2 separate regions of the Homo sapiens genome follow, and region 1 is linked to region 2. Evidence: read pairs that join two places in POLR2A ChIA-PET (ENCODE). Cell type or tissue: Panc1. All regions are shown on one strand.

Evidence for each region. Peaks named below come from ENCODE experiments on the same cell type or tissue, not always from the same donor. Only the 100,000 strongest peaks of a DNase experiment are listed, where the experiment ranks them.
Region 1: POLR2A ChIA-PET joins it to region 2 with 5 read pairs; 2 of 35 experiments call an interaction of 5 or more read pairs at or near these places.

What each region holds. Positions count from the first base shown.
Region 1 is chr5:58,056,410-58,064,409 of GRCh38, forward strand. No RefSeq gene overlaps it. Among named protein-coding and RNA genes, the nearest start is that of LINC02101, 62 kb to the right of the region's middle. In Panc1, CTCF peaks have their summits at 4,427 and 4,626; no DNase peak of the experiment used is centred here; H3K27ac peaks cover 2,422 bases.
Region 2 is chr5:57,982,444-57,990,443 of GRCh38, forward strand. No RefSeq gene overlaps it. Among named protein-coding and RNA genes, the nearest start is that of LINC02225, 87 kb to the left of the region's middle. In Panc1, no CTCF peak of the experiment used is centred here; no DNase peak of the experiment used is centred here; H3K27ac peaks cover 2,220 bases.

The sequences.
Region 1 (8,000 bases), 74 kb after region 2:
AAACCTCTGAGTTTGAGGCAAAATCTGGCACAGGAAAGAAATGGCATCCTTCAGCCCCTAGGGTTCTTGGAAGTGGTCAAAGTTCCAAACAGAATCTCCCTCACACTTATCTACAGCCATACTCAACCATTGTCATCAATTTTATTTTTTAAAATTTTTGATTATCAGTATTTTATATTTACATTTAAGGATTTTTAGATTGTAGAGATGTTTAAATATGTATTGTATTTAAAAGACACATTTATTCTCCAGCATTAGTTTCTCTCATTCATGATTACTTACATTATGAGTTAAATGAGCTTTGGTGCACTGCCTGGGAATCCAGCCAGTATTTGTGAGATCATTTCTAAGATAACATGCATTTTCAGTTCCCGAAACCCTAGGAACAATAAAACTCCATAAACACAGTAAGTATTGTCAACTTGACTAGGGTCAATGAACAATAAGAGAAAATATTAATAATTCAGTCAATTCTTCAAGTCTTGATTCCCCTTTCCTGAATTACAATTTTTCCCTTTTCAATTTGATTTGCACTCCTTGGGTTGAATTTTGTGTTCTAGCTCATAGTAAAACTAGAAATATAAAAACAGGAATATAAAAACAGGAATATAAAAATCTTTGTTGAAAAGGTTAATGAAAATTTTTAGTTACAAATGTGCTTGTTATGTGAATGATGTTGGGAAGGTTTTCTGATATCCCTGGAGTAGTACATGAATGTGTGGAGTCATGCATTTAGTTTGTAGGATGAAATTCACATTATGGAGTGAATTTGGAATCATATCGAAGAAATCATTGCCAATTCCAATGTCATGAGGCTTTTGCCCAATATTTTCTTCTAAAAGTTTATCGTTTTTGGTCTTACCCTTACGTCTGTGGTCCATTTTGAGTTTATTTTTGTATGTGATGTTATGTAAGGTACCCAATTTTATTCTGAATATCCAATTTTCTTAGCACCATTTGTTGAAAAGACTGTCCTTTCCCCATTGAATGGCCTTGGCATCCTTGTCAAAAATTATTTGACCATAATTCAAGGGTTTATTTGTGGGTTCTCTTCTATTCCGTTAGTTCACGTCTGTCTTTATGCCAGTACCACACTGTTTTGATTACTGTAGCTTTGTGGTAAGTTTTGAAATGAGGAAGTGTAAGTTCTACAGTTTTATTCTTTTATTATTTTTTTCCGCAAGACTGTGGCTACTCGTGGTCCCCTGAGATTCTATGTGAATTTTATGATGGGTTTTCCCATTTCTGCAAAAAATCATTGAGATTTGGATAGGGATTGCACTGAATTTGTAGATCACTTTGGGTAGCACTGAAATTTTAACAATATTAAGTCTTCCAATCCATAAAGTTAAGATGTGTTTCTGTTCTAATATTTTTCGGTAATGTTTTATAGTGTTCATTGTACAAGCCTTTCATGTCCTTGGTTAACTTGTTTCCTAAGCATTTTATTCTTTTTGGTGCTATAGTAAATTGACTTGTTTTTGTCATTTCCTTTTCAGATTATTCATTATTAGAGTGTGAAAATGAAAGACATTTTGTATGTTGACTTCATATCTTTCTACACTGCTAAAATGACTTTTTAGTTCTAAGTTTATTTTTATGAACTCTTTACGATTTTCTACCTATAAGGTAATGTATCTGCAGACAGAGATAATTTTACTTCTTTCTTTACAACTCAGATTCCTTTTTTTTTTTTTTTTTGGCCTAATTGTTCTGGCTAGAACTTCTAGTACTATATTGAATAGAAGTGTGAAAGTGGGCACCCTTGTCTTGTTCCTGATTTTAGAGGAATAGTTTTCAGTCTTTTGCCATTGCATATAATGTTCACTGTATGTTTTTCATATATGGCTTTTACTATGTTGAGGCAATTTCCTTTTATTTCCAGTTTGTTGAGTTTTTTTTTATTATAAAAGAATGTTGAATTTTGTCAAATGATTTTTCTGCATCAATTGATATGACTGTGTGTTTGTTTTGTCTTCATTCTGTTAATATGGTATATTATACTGATTTTTATATTTTGAATCATCCTAGCATTCCAGGAATAAATTCTACTTGGTCATGATGTATAATCCTTTTAATATGTGCTGAATTAGCCAAATTCAGTTAAAATTTATTTAACATATTTTGCTTAACCTATCAAAATATATTATTTTCAGTGTGTAATTAATATAAACTGTAATTACTGAGATATTTTATATTCTTTTTTCACACTCAGTCTTGGAAACCAAGTGTCTATTTTATACTTACAGACATCTCTATTTGGATGATACCCATTTCAAGTGTTTAACAGCCATATGTTGCTAGCGGCCACCGTTTTGGATACCACAGCTCTGGTCACTGTGTTAAGAATTTATAGTAAGCTCACACATTGCCAGTGGGAATGTAAAATAGTGCAGCCACTTTAGAAAACAGTTTGATAGTTCCTTAAAAAGGTAAACATAAAGTTACCATATGATCCAGAAATTCCTCTCCTAGGTATATACCCCAAAGAATTGAAAACATATTTTTATGCAAAAATGTGTATGTGAATTATAGCTGCACTATTTGTAATAGCCAAGAGATGAAAACAACCTAAATGCCCATTAACTGCTGCTTAGATAAACAAAATGTGGTATGCCTAGGCAATAGAATAGTATTCAACCAGAAGAAGGAATAAAGTACTTATTTATGCTACAACATGAATGAACGTTGAAAATATGGTAAGTGTAAAAAAAAGACATAACTGGGAGGCCAAGGTGAGTGGATCACCTGAGGTCAGGAGTTCGAGACCAGCCTGGCCAACATGGTGAAACCCTGTCTCTACCAAAAATACAAAAATTAGCCAGACGTATTGGTGCGTGCCTGTGATCCCAGCTACTCGGGAGGCTGAGGCAGGAGAATCACTTGAACCTGGGGCACGGAGGTTGCAGTGAGCTGAGATCACGCCATTGCACTCCAGCCTGGGCAACAAGAACAAAACTCCGTCTCAAAAAAAAAAAAAAAAAAAAAAAAGACATAAAAGGCAGAGTAGTATGATTCCTTTCATCTAAAATATTCAGATTAGTGGCAGTTAGTATTTTTCCAGGGGCTGGTGGTGGGAGTGTGGAAAGTGACCGGGATGGGGTTTCTTTTTGGAGTCAAAAAAATGGGATTAGTGGCAATTTTTGCACAAGTTTGTGAATATGCTAAAAACTGCTGATTTTATATTTTAAAATGGTAAATTGTATGGTATGTGAATTATATTTTAATTTTAAAAGATATTGTACAGTATTGTACAGAAAAGGAACATGGATGAAGTTTAAAAAGTTAGGAGGCCATTGCAATAGTGTTAGGAGGAGACAAATACAGCTTGGGCAGTGTAGTAGCAGTACAGGTGTTGAGACAGACCAGATTCTGGGAATATTTTGAAAAGTAGAGCCAAATAATTTTTGGATGGATTTTGGTCTGAGTGTCTGGAAAGATGGGATTTCCTCATGGGGCATGATGTTGGAGAAATAATTGGGGTTACTTAAAAACAGAAATTTGCTTTTGGACATAAGCATGAAATGCCCATTAGACATCTCATGATATCCAGTAAGCAGCTGGATATACAAATGAAGAATCGGGGAGAGATAGGTGCTGGAAAGAGAGAGACTTAGGCATCAACATATATAAACGGTATTAAAAGTCATGAGACTAGATGAACCCAGGAGGTGAGTTTAAATATAGAGGGACACAGGCCTGAGTCCTGACTCACTCCAATATTTAGGGTTCTGGGACATGAGAAAGAAGCTGCAATAATGATAAAGGAGTGACCAATTAGGAAGAAGAAAACTTGAATGAATTATGGCCTGAAAGCCACAGGAAAAAAAACAAAAACAAAAACAAAAACAAAAACAAAAAAAAACGTGGTTTAAGAACTGAGTGATCCTTAGTATCAAATGCTGTTGATAGGTCAGGTAAGATGAGGGCTGAGAAATTGCCACTGGATTTAACAGCACAGAGGTCATTCATAACCTTGGTGTAATCAAGGTGAAAGGAAAATTGTATTGGATCAACAGAGAGTGAAAAGATTATTGTAAATGAACACAGAAAAAGGGGCCCAAAGACTAAAAAGAAGTGGAGTCACAATATTCTTTTAAGGTGGAAGTAATAAGTCTATTTGTGTGATAATGTGGACATTGCAGTAAAAAGAGAAAAGTCAAGATTCAGGAGAGGAAAAATGGCTCTGGAGTGTAGTTCGGCAATAGTTAAAATGAGGGTGTGAAAATACTTTAAACACAGAAAAATATTTTCAAAAGAAAGCAAATATATGATATGGCCTTTGAAAAGATTTATTGATTCTGTTTTAGGGGAGTTAGTATGGGCAGACTCACTTGGGTTGCTCATGTACTTTTTTTCCTCCAAACTTTATAACCTCATTGGTAGTGTGCTCAAAGTAAAGTAATGAGGCAGAATTCAACCCACTGAGAAAGCAAGTAGATGGCAGCATGTGAATGAGGTTGAGACAGGGAACCAAATGGATGTGGATGCACCAGACAGAAATTGAAGGCAACTCAGATTTCATTAGGTGATGTTGGTTGTTAGGAGACAGATAAAAATGTTTCCTGTCACTGAACTTCCCTGCAATCTCTGAGGTTGCAGGAGACATTTTTCTCAGGGCCTAAACATCAGCCTATTCCTGAAGTTGCTGGAAACTACTTATCAAACATTTTGCTAACGATTACAAAATCACAAGCTCTTCCCAAGACTCACAATCAATCAACAGCTTAGGCAGGAAGTAGTTGTAGTCTCTTGGGTCATCTCTTTTCATTTTTTGTCTCTTACTCTATCCGAGGAGCTGGATTGAGTCAGCCTTTGATTTCAACTGAAGGAACTGCTTGCTGAGCTCAAATAACAGCCAGCTAATTCCAGGAAAAGCCCTGGGAATGTATAAGGTACTTCGGAGACCCTTCAGGGAACCCAGCCCTTCTGCTGCTCTTTCCCAAAGAACTTCAAATCTGTAGGCTCAATTGCAAACTTCTCTAATGAAATAAATAGATGCTCTAGAAGGAGTGGCTTCCTGTAGAGGCTGAAACTGGCCCTTGTTGTCCTGCTTTTTTTCTCTAATGATCTGTCTTCTCCTAAGGGATGTAGCTTTGAAGGGGTGAGGTCATTGATCTTCCTTTACCAACCTGTCCTAGGTGTGGATACATCATTCTTCCTTAATATTCCTTAGCTGTGACCAGGTTGAATGTTCAAATGAAACTCCACTAAACAACAGAGTATAACCAAAAGGAAGTACGCTAAAATATGCCCAACGGAAGTAACCAAGATAATCTGGGTTAAAAGACAGAGTTTTTAAATTTTCAACTTGAGGTCTCTAAGGGCTTGAGGTCTGCTAAGTAATTGATGCCTTCCTACTTAACTCCCAGGTTACTCACAAGTTTTAAAAACAAACAAAAAGTATCTTTAATTTCTTTATTGCTTGAAATATACTTGAGGTGTTTTTTATTTTTTATTTTTTGAAGTACAGACTTACTGAGCAAGATTTGGGAAGCCGTAAGAGGTCACTTCCCAGCTGCCTAGAATCCACTTCTTAGGTCCCACCTATGCACCCCCCACCAGATCAGGTTATTTTACTTTTGTCTACCCCTAGTAAGAAAAGAATTTATAACGTTGGGCACGGTGGCTCACGCCTGTAATCCCAGCACTTTGGGAAGCAGAGAAGGACAGATCACAAGGTCAGCAGTTCCAGATCAGCCTGGCCAGCATGGTGAAACCCGGACTCTACTAAAAATACAAAAATTAGCCAGGCATGGTGGCATGTGCCTGTAATCCCAGCTACCCAGGGGGCTGAGGTAGAAGAATCGCTTGACCTCGGGAGGCGGAGGTTGCAGTGAGCCAAGATTGCACCACTGCACTCCAGTCTGGGCAACAGAGTGAGAATCCATCTCAAAAAAAAAAAAAAGAAAAAAATAATTTATAAAGAAGTAAGACTCCAGGTGCCTATTCCAAATTCTCTTGCCAGCACTGTAAAATCAGAACTTTCTTCTCCAATTATCACCCTGCCACACACACACACACACACACACACACACACACACACACCACAAATTAAAACAAGTGGGGCACTGAAAAGTCTCAGAGAATGACCACTGTCCAGGTGTCTCTCCACCCACCCTTGACTGGCTTGTGGGTTCCATTTTGTCTAGCAGCCATGCCTTGGTGGTTACTTTGACCTAGATATTCAGAAAAAGAGCAGGTCAGCCAGTATACTTTGTTGAGTGCTTTCTTTTCTTTTTTCTCTGGGGTGCTGGATGGGGATTTTGAGTGGTGGCCATAAATGGTAAGACAGAAACTTAGAATTGGACCTTCAAGTTTTGTCTGCAAACACTGCAAAAGAATAAAAACACTATTATACATTATTAAATGCATTTTTCTCTGACCCTTGCACAAGTTGTAACATCCCCCTCAGTATAGATAACCATGCCTTGAGGCCTCCAGGGTATCTGCAGATAGTTAAGGAAACTGGAGTAAGCAGTGACCTGGTGGTGGTCTTTGGATTCCAGTAGATATAGCCATACACAGCAGGACCCTGTAATGTCCCAAAGACTTGGTGGTATTGGGAGGAGACAGCTAGAGCAGAAGAAAGGCATGGTCCCTTCTGCGTGCAGCAGAACCAGAAGCCAACTAGACTTATTCCTGAGCTGTTGTAAAACATCCCTGAAACTCCCAGAACTGTCCAGGGAAAACATTAATAGTAAGCTAGATTTCTAAATAGCATGAAAAGACTAGAGCCAGAAAAACATAGATCATGGTCAGACATATTTCTTTGCTTACAATGGATGTGAGAAGGCAAACCAGTTAGGAGGTCAATGTAGTAAATCAACACGGGAGATTATGTCAGCCTCAATTAGGATGAATACAGCAGGAATAAGTTAATTGGATGTGTGTAAGTGATACTATTGAGTTACAATCGACAAAAGTTGGTGATTGACTTGATATGGGGTGTGGCCGATCAGATAGGCTGAGAGAGAAGACCACCTCCAGGGTGATTCCCAAGGTCCCAGCTGGGCTGTCACAGATGAGCCATCCTCTCCAGCACCCTTGCAAGCCACATACATTCTCCCTAGATTTTGAAATGGCCTTCTCTATATTCTTACAACTAACTCCCAGGGGTGGGTCTGCTCTGCTTTCACAAAAAGATGTGCTTTGCCCTAGGAATAGGATCAATTTTGTTTACTGTTGGGCAGAATTTAAGAAGCCCAGAGTGCTGACTTCACATCTGTTTCAACCTGAAACTCGTGTAACCACTTCATTATCATGACTTTCTCTTCAAACATCAGAAACTAGACCCCTGACTTTTAATAATCTAAATTCTAAAGTACCTTGAGAACTGAGGTCAAATAATCCCCCTTACCAATACTGGAGTTCAGCTCTAGTTACCTAAGTCCAACCTCTTTAACTCAACTGTCTGCATTCCTGGATGTTTACACACTTTCTGCCCATAAAGTTCCCACTTCGATTTTCCACTCTGTTTCTGGGAGGTCTCCTGTAGCCCATTGTGGACTATTTCTGTTGCTAATCAACTGTATATTGTTTAATTTTTGCCATGGTCTCCTGATGCCATGCCACCTTCCTCTGCTTTTCAGCCAGTGACCTGCTATTGATGTCTTTTCAAGTATCTTCCCACCAGAAGGTTTTCTGATGTCTAAATGAACTTTTTACTCTTGAATTTGATGTGATCAACTATCATTAATACCTTAGCAGGTCCTCAAGAGCTCTTTCAAAGAGTTGGCCATTTGAGCTTCTGCAATTTCTATTAGAAATGTGACATCCTAAATCCATATTTTGCAGAGGTTCCGCTTTTTTTCTTAAATAAGCTAAATGAAATAAATTAAAACTAAGATTTTGAAAGTATATTAAATACTGATTTGGGGGAGTTCAGCCATTTAATTTATAGAAAGATTTAGTAAACTATTTTTAAGTCATTTGGGAAAAAATGTTATTTAAATCTCAAGATGTTACAAACTTTTATAAGGTGTCAATTCTTTCCTCAT
Region 2 (8,000 bases):
CCAATTCCTTATTTTCCTTCCTGGGAACATCTGAAATAGAGGAAAAATAATAACTAGAGTTATTTGCAGAAGTTTTCGAAACAGAACCACAATAAATGCAACATACAGAGCATGAACTTTAGAGTCAAACAGATCTGGAATTTAATTTTCATCATTCTGGTTACTGAACTATGTGACCAGGAAAAATTACCTAAGCCTTGATATACTCTAAAATTGGTAATAAAATGCTCACTTTTTTTTTTTAGATGGAGTTTCACTCTTGTCGCCCAGGCTGGATTGCAGTGGTGTGATCTCAGCTCACTGCAACCTCTGCCTCCCAGGTTTAAGCAATTCTCCTCCCTGAGCCTCCAGAATAGTTGGAATTACAGGCGCCTGCCACCATGCCTGGCTAATTTTTTATATTTTTAGTAGAGACGGGGTTTCATTTTAATGTTGGCCAGGCTTGTCTCGAGCTCCTGACCTCGTGACCGGCCCGCCTCGGCCTCCCAACGTGCTGGGATGACAGGCATGAGCCACTGCGCCCAACCGATAAAGTGCTTACTTTAAAAGATTATGTGAATACTTAAAAAATGAACGTAAAATTCTGAGCACCATGTCTAGCACACAGTATGTGTTTAATAAATATCAGCTATTATTAATGGTTTTATTAAGATATCAATCATTACATGGGTCAACTATCTAGAGGCCAAGAAAACTCCTCTGAGCCTTCACTCTTCAAACGCAGTTTATGTTACCTGAGGTATTGATGCTTTAGTCCTTCCCAAATGGACACGGAAAACTGGATGGTAACTTGCTTCTTTCCATTATATGTCAGCTTCGCACACTAGATCTCATACCCCATGTGACCAGCGTTGATCTCTCTTTCACAGTCACTACAGAAATAGGGGTAAAGGAGATGCACCTCCCTAAGTTGCTACCAGAGGATATCTAGTTGCTAAACAATAGGCAATAAATAATGTTATTTCCCTTCTCATCACTATTACTGATCCAATTTTTATTCAGAATCCACAAATTATCACCTTAACAAGATTTCTAGCCCAAAAGCTTCACTTCCCATTATCATTGCCTAAGCACTAGGAGCAGTGGCTCTCCTTATACACCTACTGAGCAAAGGACAATGACGTTTGTCTGTGATTTTCTTATGTCTCCCCTCCTGGGTACTCTCTCTCTGTGAGGGAATATCACGTGATCTCCCTCATGGCCATCCTGGGACTCACATAAATTAAGGATTCAGTCTTGTGAATTCAACATTTGTATAGAAATATACATTCTTTCCATTGTCCCCACATTGCTCCTTCTCTATCCATGGGCCAGTGATTTGCATCCAGTATACACTTATTAACTATTGGTAGGGTTAACTATTTGCATGGTCAATAGGACATCAGGAAATCTGAGCATGGGGTAGGGGTTTTTTTATATGTATCTCTTATGAATAAAAACTATCAGCAGCATATCTTTTAGTATCATATCAGGGCATTAACCAGCCTACACAAGGATACATAATTCTAACATACATTTTTCCCTATTTAATTTTTTCTACTTTATAAAATTATTTTATATCCTTTTTAATTTTTGTCAAACTTTTTATACCAATAGTAACATTTTTATATCATTATAATTATATCTGTACTAATTATGTGATGGATCAATTTGAGATGATAATCAGGATCCATATTTAATTAAAATATTGGATATATATATACAGATGCTCCTAAACTTATGATGGGGTTACATCCTGATAAACCTATCATTAAGTTGAAATTATCTAACTTGAAATAGCTAGTAGCTAAATAATAGGTAATAAATAATGTTATTTCCCTTCTCATCACTATTACTGATCCGATTTTAATTAGAATCCACAAATTGTCACTTTACCAAAATTTCTAACCTGAGAGCTTCACTTGCCGTTGTCATCTCTTAAGCACTCAGGGCAGTGGCTTTCCTTATACACCTGCTGAGCAAAGCCTGGTGACATTTGTCTGTGATTTTCTTATGTCTTTCTATATAGAATTTCTATGGAGACTCCTAGAAAATCCCACGTACTTGTGATTTCACCTGTAAAAAGGAGAAATGAGAGACACCATTCAATTAGTTTGGTACATTCAAACTAATTGTAACACACCTAACCTACCAAACATCATAGCTTAGCCTGGCATATTTTCAACATGCTCAGAACACTTACATTAGCCTATGGTTGGGCAAAATCATCTGTCAACACAGTACACTGTAGGGTGTCGTTTGTCTACCCTCTTGATCACGTGGCTGATTGGGAGCTGTGGCTCAGTGAGAGAGTATCCTACCGCATATCGCTAGCCTGGGAAAAGATCAAAATTCAAAATTTGAAATATGGTTTCTACTGAATGCATATCACCTTTGCATCATCACAGAGTTGAAAATTCATAAGTTGTACTATCATAAGTCAGTGACCATCTGTGTATATAAAATCACATATAAAAAAAAGGAAGGAAAAAAATATATGTATGTATATGTGTGTATGTGTGTATGAATGATACAGTTTGGATTTGTGCCCCAGCCCAAGTCTCATGTTGAATTGTAATCCCCAATGTTGTAGGTGGGGCCTGGTGGGAGGTGATTGGATCATAGGGATGGATTTCCCCCTTTGGTGTCATTCTCGTGATAAAGTTCTCATGAGATCAGATTGTTTAAAAGCATGTGGCACCTCCAACCTCTCTCTCTTCTTCCTGCTTTGGCCATGTTAAGACGTGCTATTTCCCCTTCACCTTCTACCATGATTGTAAGTTTCCTGAGGCTTCCCCAGCCATACCTCCTGTACAGCCTGTGCAACTGTGAGCCAATTAAACCTCCTTTCTTTATAAATTATCCAGTCTCAGGTAGTTCTTTACAGCAGTGCCAGAACAGACTAATACAATGTATGTATAGGTATATATATACATACACACACACACACACACATATATGTACAGTATGTTTACTGGATGAGGTTGTTCAAGAAATAAAGATAGTAAAGACATTCAACTGTGTATGCAAAGCAATGAGGTTTGTTTTTGCTAATCAATGAAAAAAGAGAGCAAATTTGTCCCAAAATAGTGTCAAGTTAATCAGATAGCTATGCTACAACCATTTATCATCAGGCACCCATCCTTCTGTTGCAACCATGTAACCAAATATCCTCTCACAATCATTTTTGATTTTGCCTTCCCAAGACCAGTTTCTAAATTTAGAAAAATAAAATTTTAAAATATCCTTTGAAACTAAAATTATCTTTCAGATTTCCTAGTAGACTCCTAGAAAATCACATGGATTTGTTATTTTACCTGTAAAAAGGAGAAATGAGAGAAGCTATTCAATGTTTGGTACATTCAATATTTTTAAATTAGTTAACACTATTGTAAGAGCTATATGGGGAGATTTGTAAATCAAAGAGAAGATTGGCCTTCCGTGTGTTGATTTTTTAGAGATAAAATCACCAGCATGGCACATGTATACATATGTAACTAACCTGCACGTTGTGCACAGGTACCCTAAAACTTAAAGTATATATAAAAAAGAGATAAAATGTTACTAATATCAATGTCCCAAAGACTGTACACTTTAAGGAATAAATTGGGGGGCCTTGGTGTCTGTCTATATCCTATCTGTGATGAGATGTTCTTATCCTCAGGGGAAACATTGATCAGGCCCTGATGGGATAGCTGTGCACTGCACCCCAATTGAGCACTTTACTTTCTTCAATTTTGTTACTGATTACTGTAATAAATTCATGACAGCCCTTCAGTTTCATCAACAGACGGTTTCTGAGTTATCTGATGCTTGCCTGAAGTCTCTGCTATACACTTCAAGTTACAGTCTGTTTCTTCAATAAAGTGGGATGGTCTCAGAACCTTGCGAAAAGGACCATAACTGATATTCCTAACTATTGATATTTCAACAAAAAATATGTGGGTGCAAGCTTCAGTGCTTAAAGCTGAAATAATTTAGACAGCTTTCTGACCATAGCAAACTGAGTCTTTTCAGTCCAATGAAATGATTTTATTAAAAGAGATTGCTGACTGAAACTCTAGCAGAAATAATAATTACTTAAGGAAAAGTGAATGAACTGATAAAGAAAAATTACCTGTGATTTTTTTTTAAATATCATGGATATTGTTTTAATGCTCTTTTTTCTGATTGGTATATAAGGGGGCTTTTCTCTTTATTTATTGTGAATCCTCAATTTAGTAGACTGTGCCTTTGTAACTAAAGCAAAACTTTAATTGGTATCTGATTCTCATTGATTCCTCAGAATTCTGAAAAAATACTTTTACTGGGCCTCATTACTTTTCATGGTAATAAATTTATTTGCATAGGTTCAATAAAAATCTGTTCTCTTACTTAACAAGATATAAATAGACAAATCTGAGATAGGAGGCCAGACTTGACTCAGGAGACAGGACTTGACTCTGGAGGCAGAGCTCAGACACTGGACCAAATTCAGGACTAGCTAAAACAGGGAGAGGTAGAAGCAGCTTTCCACCAACAACACCCACCAGTGTGCCATGCCAGTTTACCATTGCCATGGCAACACCAGGGAGTTACTGCCTCTTTCCATGGCAATGACTTGATGACTCAAAAGTTACTCCCCCTTCCCTAGAAATTTCTGCACAAGCTGCTCCTTAATCTACATATAATTAAAAGTAGGAATAAATATGACTGCAAAACTGCCCTGAGCTGCTGCTCTCTGCCTGTGGGGTAGCCTTGCTCTGCAGGAGCACTCATGGAGCTGTAACACTGCTACTTCAATAGAGCTATTTTTTTTTCTGCCTCTGGCTTGCCCTTGAATTCTTTCTTGGGCAAAGCTAAGAAGTGTTATGGGCTAAGCCCCACTTTGGGGCTCACTTGTCCTGCATCAAATTGATTTTGCAACAAACTCCATGGTTGGTGTGTCAGTCGTATAAAGAGTAATGCTCATTTAATCAGCTATGACAAGCCTACCACTAAGGTACAAGGATTGATTTGATATATGAAGTTAATGCCTGCAAAATCCTCCCAGGAAAGCCAGGTTGGTCTCTGTCTTTCTTACAGGGTTCCAGCTTCACAGCTGATTAAAAAAAAAAAAATCACTCCCTAGCAGACCAGGGACCTTAGTTTACTTTAAGTAGATTGAAGGGAGAGAAATTCACTTACATTTATGAATAAAGCAGGTGAGGAAGTTTCTTGGGCTATGGTTCCTATCCCTAGGTAGAAGAATAAATAATTGGAAGCATTTATAAGTCAAATCTAAGAGTTTTTATAAAAATTTCCAGGCAGAAGCTAATCACTGGTTCAGTGTTGCTCAATGCCAAATAGCTCTAGATTTACTGAGCAAACTCAAGGAGGCTAACAAAAGTAATTAACTCCTCTTGTTCTACATATGTAAGTAATCAGGCCAAAATATGAGACTAGCCTTATTTAGTTAATCAAGAATATTTTTGCAGATTATTTGCAACCAAAACGGGAGACTTAAAAAAATAGTATCTAAAATCTAAAAATAAGTAAAAAGTTGGGGAAGGCATGTCCTTTCAATATCACTTGGGTGCTGTTTAACAAGACTACTGGATGATTTATTTAATTCTCTAGGAGGGTGTATATGTTTAATTTGTTATTCACCATTTAGTTTTCATCCAGACATATGTTAATTTGTGTACTTCTATTCAGTTGAAAAGATAACCTCAAATTTTGTGCTGTCATTGCCCTACAGGACATTAAGTAGTTTTTAAAATTTAACCCAGAAATCTTATTCTAACCTGCCTTTCCTCCCTCCCTCCTTCCTTTCCTTCCTCACTCTCTCCCTTCTTCCTTCTTTTTTTTTTTTGTTTTTATTTAATGCTTGTAAGTATCCAGTTTCTCAAATGTTTTTGAAACTAGCTTTATCATCTCACTAGTTTTTTTTTTTTTTTTTTTTTTTGAGACGGAGTCTTGCTCTGTCACCCAGGCTGGAGTGCAGTGGTGCCATCTCGGCTCACTGCAAACTCCGCCTCCCAGGTTCATTCCATTCTTCTGCCTCAGCCTCCCGAGTAGCTGGAACTACAGGCACTCGCCACCAGGCATGGCTAATTTTTTGTATTTTTAGTAGAGACGGGGTTTCACCCACCGTGTTAGCCACGATGGTCTTGATCTCCTGACCTCGCGATCCGCCTGCCTCAGCCTCCCAAAGTGCTGGAACTACAGGCGTGAGGAACCACGCCCGGCCACTAGTTTCCTCTTTATTAACTTAAACATTTAAAAATATGCAACATTTATATCTATATGAATTAATTATTTGAGCTTCTGTAAATTATACTTTGATACCATTAGATCACACCATATAAGAATCTGTTTATTTTGGCTATGAGCACAGCCTCTTCTGCATTTCTTCTGTAGATAAAAATATAAGCTTTTACTTATGTGTGTATAATAACATTGCTCTCCTGCTTCTAAAAAGGAATTGAAGTAGCTTACATTTAAAGTAACAGTGTGGCACGTTTGAACCCATGTGGAATCCTCTGCTGGATTTGAAAAATGTCTGAGCAAGTTTGACAAATGAGTGGGAGATACTCATCAGAATACCATTTTCCTGATGATCTGTGAAGTGTTTTGGCACCTAGTGCATTCTAGAGAACAGAATGCCCATTTGGTGTTATCATTTTGGAATATCAGTTTTTTTCAATGGTGGCATCTGCAGTGGTACCCAACAGAGTGTGTGGTACCCAGTAGGAGCTGGTGATACCCAGAAGGAGAGAGTAGCATCTGCTAGAGTGGCAGTGGTGCCTAAAACAGTGATGATACCCAACACAGCAGAACAGCCTTTGGAGGAGACAGCTGCTGTATTGGCAAATGGAAGCAGTTCAGAAAGGAATTAAGCAAATGTAGTCCAAGTGCATTGCTTATTAGAACTTGCTAGAAAAAAAAAAGAATTTGACATCAATATTACTTTAATGATGTCTCTTGAATATTATTAATCTGAAATCCATTTTTGATAGGAACTCCCTGGAGAATGACTGAAAGGCAGCTTTTTTGAGTTTTATTGTTCATTGTAAAGACATTTGCATGCTCTCAATAGAGAGGTAGTAATGTTGTTATTCTGTTAAGGAAATTAAGGAGTCTTAATGTTTTCACCTAAACAGAGCACAAACCTCTTCCCACGGAAGGTGAGTCATAGTGTACCCAGAGGCAGAACCAACAAAGCCTTCAGAAAAGAGACTCAAATCTGATCCAAAGTGCAAACGAGTGAAGCTGGGAACAGTCTACTATCAGCGGTTTAGAAATCACTTGATAATTAAGATGTGTACAATAGATATTTTATTCTCTTCTTTCTTTTCTCATTTTAGCAGATTGGTGATAATAAAGAAGTTCACCGGCCTATTCAATTAATCTAAAAGACAGTCTGTATTACCTGAAAGAAAATTAGATAAGTGTAGCAAATAGTAGAAAATGTGTTATTAATACTATTCTGGGAATGCAATGGATTTAAAGCATTGTCAATGACAGTGAGAATACATATAGCTACTGTGGTAAGTGCAGGGTGTTTGTTAAATGAAAGTTACTAAATAACATCCAGCATTGAGTCAATTGGTTACGGTTCTAAGAATCCCTGTTGTTTTTCTCTTATAACAATTGTGAGACTATTGAGAGCAAAATGGAAACTGAGTTAAGTAATAATAACTGAATGAGAATCCAGTGTTGTAAGCATCCTTTGATTGAAAGGAGGCACTATCGATTTCATTGCTTTTAAAACCCAAATTCTGCTTCTGAGAAAAATCTGACTTTTGAATTACCTCACGTTACTAAGGCATGTAGTCAGTAATGGAGCTAAACTATGTTGGATTTTGGGGACTAGAGCTGTGATCTAACTAATGATGCAGGGAAAATAGCAAGCTAAAATTTATTTTTCTTGCTAAACATGTTGCTGTTTAAGAAGGCCATGCCCTTCATGACTAAGAAAAGATTTTGTTAGAAGTGAGAAAAAAGAAAAGGATGATCTTGGAAGAAACTGTCAATTTGCTGTTCACTTCGATAGTAAC